2 separate regions of the Mus musculus genome follow, and region 1 is linked to region 2. The links are chromatin contacts, found by Hi-C or POLR2A ChIA-PET in ENCODE. All regions are on one chromosome and are shown on one strand. The core of a region is the stretch at or near the end of the contact, and the rest is flanking DNA. Distances in the headings are between cores, read along the strand shown.

Region 1 (2,700 bases), core at 187-2,686, 48 kb after region 2:
CACCCACTCCTCTTCAACCCTATCAGTCTGATCTTCCATAGATGTTCAATATTCGGTGTTAGGAATGTGGTCGCAAGTAACAGAAAACTCAATGGATTGTGGTATAAATAAGGCCCACCACCCTCTTTAAAGCAGGAAAGGAGTACAGAGTCCATGCAGTTTCCTTGGTGTGTCCTAAAGAGGCAGGTTTCTTTGCCTTGTTTTACATTTATAGTAGAGTCTTCTGCAAGATCTCAGAATGACTGCCACATCTCCTGGCATTGTATTATACCATGGTTCCAATCATGAAGTTGGGGAAAGTTGAAGGACACAAAATTTCTCAGGACTTCCTTTATATCCTAAGTCTCCCTTGGAACTTTGGTTTATGCTTTATGGACTAGAACTTTGTTTCACTGGTATGCTGTCAAGCAGGGGAGGGGGCTTTGCTTTTTGGCCTCTGTAGTGTAGAAGTGGGAAGGAGAGAGGGGCTTGGAATAGTGACCATGTGATAAAGCACTTATCAAAAACTGTCTAATTGAACTTTACTGCTTCATCCACACACTGTCCTGGCACATTGTTACCCACCCCTTCCCCTCTTCCTGTAGGTGAGGTTGTGGTCTTAAAGAATCCTTGTTTTATCTCTTCTACGAGGGCACTAGTTTCTTCTTCACTCCTACTTGGTTCATGGTCTCTTCTGAGGATGACAGTCACCGTTTTCTCTGCTTTCCATACAAATGTGTTTTTTGCACAGCCTAACACCCTGATCCCTCCACCTCTGAGTTCCAAGGTCAGTCACAAGGCCAGGCTCTCTATGAAGCTGTCTCCATCCCTCTTTCCTCTCAGCCTGACACGTGGGGAGTACGTCTAAAATGTTGTTACTTTCCTCGTGGAAGTTGAAACGAAATTCTTGACAGTGGTACTGTTTGCAAAACGTCCGGTGCATGGCAGGTGCTCGAACTTGTATCTCTTGTTAGTAATAGCTTATCTCCCCGATCAGATACAACTCGTTGGTGACAGGTTCTGAATCATCCTTTTAAAGCACGTCAGGCCTGGCGAGGACATTGCCCATAATAATGCTGCGCCCATGTAATAAGGGGCTGGGCAAAGGAAGAGCTACAATGCTGAGATGTGAGACATTCCTTTAGCCTGAATGGTAGCCAACTTTTCATAGAGAAGCCCCTTACTCTTCTGCACTAAGAACATGTAGAAGCCAGATTGCTTCTGGAGCTGGCACCGCGATGACGTAAGTGTCCGTCACTTTACTCCTCCCACTCCACCGAAGCCCGAAAGGGGGCGGTGTGGGCAATCGCGCTTCGCGCGGCCCTCTGGGACGGCTGCGCACGCGCAGCTTCCGGCTCCAGGCTCGGAGACTTATTTGACGCTGCCCACTCGGTCCCTTCAGAAGTCGCGGGTCAGCAGCGCCGCGCAGGCGCAGTAGTCCCTTCGGCTGGGGAATTATTTGACGCCACCGCCCCTGGCAGTCGGAAGTTGCTTGAACGGAGCCCAGCCGGCCGGCCAAGCGACCGGTGTTCGTCGTCCCCTGGGCGCCCTGGGAGAGTCACTGACGGGTGGACGGACTGACTGCCGGTGGAGGGCCGGCCGGGGCAGTGGCAGCGCGGGCCGGATGGCGCGGGTCGCGTGAGGCGGCAGGCCGAGTGCGGCCCGCGGTGCGCCCGCCCAGCGATGCGGGCCCCGCCCGTCGCCTCAGGTACGCGGCGGCCGGCGCGGTGCGGCCGGACCCTCCCCTCTCGCCGTGCTTTTTTTTTTTTTTTTCCCTCTCCTCAGCAGCTACTGAGGCAGGGGCTCTTTGAACCTCCGCTGCTCCCGGGGCCGAGCGTCGGCGGGCGCATTCCTGGGTTCTGAAGTGGCCGCACCGGGCGCGGGAGCACAGTCCTGGCCCGCGGATTCTGCCGGGTGTGAGCGAACCCGGGAGGGTCGGACTGGCGGAGCGCCCCCCTGGCAGCCTGGGGACAGGGGCGGGTCTGGAGTGGCAGCGGCAACTCCGGGGAGGATGCGGTCCACCGAGGGGCAGGTGGAGTTGCTGCCGTCCGGTGAGGATGCTACTGCCCAGGGCACGGTGACGCTTGCGAGGAGAGTAAACAGCCACCCTCCGCAAATGCTTGCTTTCCGCCAGGCCCAGGCCAGATAGGGAATTTGAGCACCCTGCACGGCAGGACTGTTACCCCATTCTACGGACCAGGCAACCGAGGCCCAGAGCGATCGGGCGCCTTTGGTGCCCAAGGTCATAGAGCTGGGTAATTTGAACTCAAGCAGCCTTGACAGTCCGATCCAGGTTCTTAACCAATTAGGTCATTGGATGTCCAACTTTGATGCACGGTAAAAATCACTTGGGGAGTTTTGAAAAGATTCCTGGTGCCATAGCACCTCAAACTAATTAAACCACCATGTCTAGAGGGTAGGGGGAGACAAATACTAGTATCTTTCTAGTATTTGTCTTTCCGGAGATCCCCTAGTGGTTCTGGGCTATAGTGAGGTTTGACAAGTGTGAAAGCATGTAATCTCAGAGGTCTGACAGTGCCTCTCCAGTTTATGTGTGCAGGAGGATGCTTGTTAAGATCGTGGATTCCACTGGCAGAAATTCATATTGTCACTCCCTTCCCCCCAGCGCGCCCTTGTTCTATTGCTGGAACTCTCCATTTCTCTGCCTCAGCCTCCTGAGTGCTAGGATGGTAGCTGTTCACTAAGAGAGAACTTTTCCTT
Region 2 (2,700 bases), core at 29-2,528:
CCAGACAAGGCCCGGAAGCCAGCAGAGAGCAGTGGCTGAAATCTGGATGGTGCATATGACCCCCAAAATCTTCTGGCTCCTTTCCATTCTGCTCTCCACCCACCAGAGTAAAGCAGAAGGGTACAGAAGCGACAGTGGGAACACAGGACACACAAGACACAGATCCCAAGTGGGTACAGCAACAAGCAGGCACACCTCAAAGAACCCAGCCTCACCTCACCTTCACCCACTTCCAACTATAAATGAAGAAACTGAATCCCCCATCCCAGGGCACAATCCTCACTCAGGAGCACCAGTTTGTCGATGTAGCAAGACGGAGACAACTCTTTGGCCACTGTAGATCCCAGCTGTTATTTCTGCAAATACAATAAGCCCAGGTGAGCCACATGAACAGCACCCAGTTACCTGGGAAAGCACCCAGAATCCCAAACACAAAAGCTGCCAGGTAGCAAACCACGGAGCATAGACACCCCCCCCTTTCCTCTGTAATCCCCACTATGCAACATGGAACAGAACTGTCCCCAGAATCTTGCCCTTGGTTATTTCGAGCCCTCACCGAGCTTCTCTCTGCACAGTGGCTTTGTCGACCTCCTCAAAAGTAGTAATCAGAACTCCACACCACCCCTCTGCTGGTACCCATGGGAAGGCCAATTACAGGCACCCGGGCTTCAAGTTGCTCCCGAATAGCAGAGCACTTACCCAGGCATCCTCTCCCTGGACAGTGGGTGTCCATCTCGGAGTTGAAGGGAGTAGGGGGTTCCAGAAGCTGTAATCTGTCGACCCAAGGAGCTTCCATCTGTCTCCAGGAGGGCTGCGCAGTCTACAGCCTGGCAGGACAACGGAAGCGGCTGCGGCGCAAGGCAGGGCGGGGCAGGGGGACCCAGATGCTGCACCCGGGGTCCTGGGGGAGTCTCAACTTAAATCCTGGTCAATGGATTCGCCTTGGTAGGATGCTAAAAACATGGGACACAGGTCGTAAACACCGACCCACTTTTTGTAGGCGACAGACATGGCTTTGAGGCTTCAGATACTCAGACGGTGAAAAGCACGCGGCTTGAGGCCCTCCCTCCTCTAGACCCAGCAGACCAGCCGCCCACCGACGGCCCGCAGCCCGGTTTCCTTGATGGAGGAAACGGCGCTGCCCATGCACCTTGCACTCACCTTGGTGCCCTGTATTGGGGAGACGAGCCCGGGAACATGCGGGATGTCTGTAGATTTGGGCGGATGGCAATGGCCAGAGAGGAAACACATCCACGCGACAGGAAACTGTGGTCTTCACGATGGGCGCTGGCGGAAGAACAAATGACAAAGCACGCTGCAGCCTAGAGCAGCATCTCCGAGCGGCGGGCCCTCCAGCGCCCCCACGAGGAGAGGAGACTAACAACTGTTTGAACATATTAAGTTAATTTTTTTTTTTTTTTAAACAATGATACGTTTTAGGAGGAAACTGTCTCTCGTTTGCCGTATTTTTTCTGTTTGTTCTGAAGCAGACCTCTCTTACAAACTACTGATTCCACAGCACATGGCTCAGTGGTGTCACAAAGGAACAAATGATGACTTTAAACACCACCACACGAGGTCAGTAGTGGCTTGAGACTGGCATGTGGAAGGGATGAGAGCAAAGAATGAATGCTTTGCTAAAAGTCTACCTAAAAATCATAAGGCCGATGGGACGATTCCCTTAACCAGAAAAGTCCTGATCCAAGTAACAGATGAGAGACAGATGTTTGAGAAGGAGCTCACGTGTTTCCAAGTCTTCATACTCCCAAACTCTGCTTGGATCCTAGGCCAAATGTGGCTCTTGGCCCTATGTACAGCAGCTCTGCCCTTGGGGCTGAAGAAGGAACTCCACTGAAAGAGTCCAAATGACCTCTGAGCCAGCCATCTCTTCCGCCTCTAAGGGTGACTTAAAGACAAAAGATAGTCTGGGCTGGAGAGATGGCTCAGTGACTTAAAGCAATTGCAGAGGACCTGAGTTCAATTCCCAGTACTCATACAGAGAGCCTAATGTTTGTCTGTAACTCCAGTTCTAGGGGATATGACGCCCTCTTCTGTACATTGTAAACACTGCCTGTAAAAGTGGTACACATAGTATTTCAGGCAAAACACTCGCAGGCATAGCATTAAAAGAAAGAAAGAAAGAAAGAAAGAAAGAAAGAAAGAAAGAAAGGAAGGAAGGAAGGAAGGAAGGAAGGAAGGAAGGAAGGAAGGAAGGAAGGAAGCCAGGCGTGGTGGCGCACACCTTTAATCCCAGCACTTAGAAGGCAGAGGAAGGCAGATTTCTGAGTTTGAGGCCAGCCTGGTCTACAAAGTGAGTTTCAGGACAGCCAGAGCTATACAGAGAAACCCTGTCTCAAAAAACCATTAAAAAATATATATATATATTATTAAAATATATATTAAATATATATTATATATTAAATATGTATTATATATTAAATATATTAAATAAGTATATTTAATATATATATATATAATATATATTAAATATATATATAAATATATATTAAATATATATTAAATATATATATATATATTTTTTAGGGCTGGTGAGATGGCTCAGCGGTTAAGAGCACTGACCACTCATCCAGAGGTCTTGAGTTCAATTCCCAGCAACCACATGGTGGCTTACAACCTTCTACAGTGAGATCTGATGCCCTCTTCTGGTGTGTCTGAAGACAACTACAGTGTACTCCTATC

The links. A loop is a pair of places that touch in the nucleus more often than their neighbours do. ChIA-PET counts read pairs that join two places held with the same protein, here RNA polymerase II (POLR2A).
Region 1: a map of heart shows a loop between it and region 2 (4-fold over the local background). The contact joins the promoter of Ralgapb here to the promoter of Snhg17 in region 2. A Hi-C loop is called at or near these places in 3 of 37 maps with a recorded cell type or tissue (heart and v-Abl transformed pro-B cells). POLR2A ChIA-PET finds 5 or more read pairs at or near these places in 3 of 5 experiments (Patski and embryonic stem cell).

What each region holds. Positions count from the first base shown.
Region 1 is chr2:158,408,417-158,411,116 of GRCm38, forward strand. It overlaps Ralgapb (Ral GTPase activating protein, beta subunit (non-catalytic)), which reads left to right and starts at 1,437. Exons shown (of 30, transcript NM_001291138.1): 1 at 1,437-1,687.
Region 2 is chr2:158,360,244-158,362,943 of GRCm38, forward strand. Snhg17 (small nucleolar RNA host gene 17) reads right to left here and starts at 1,279. Exons shown (of 6, transcript NR_027887.1): 1 at 1,162-1,279; 2 at 700-827; 3 at 221-356. RefSeq lists a cis regulatory region at 1,211-1,487.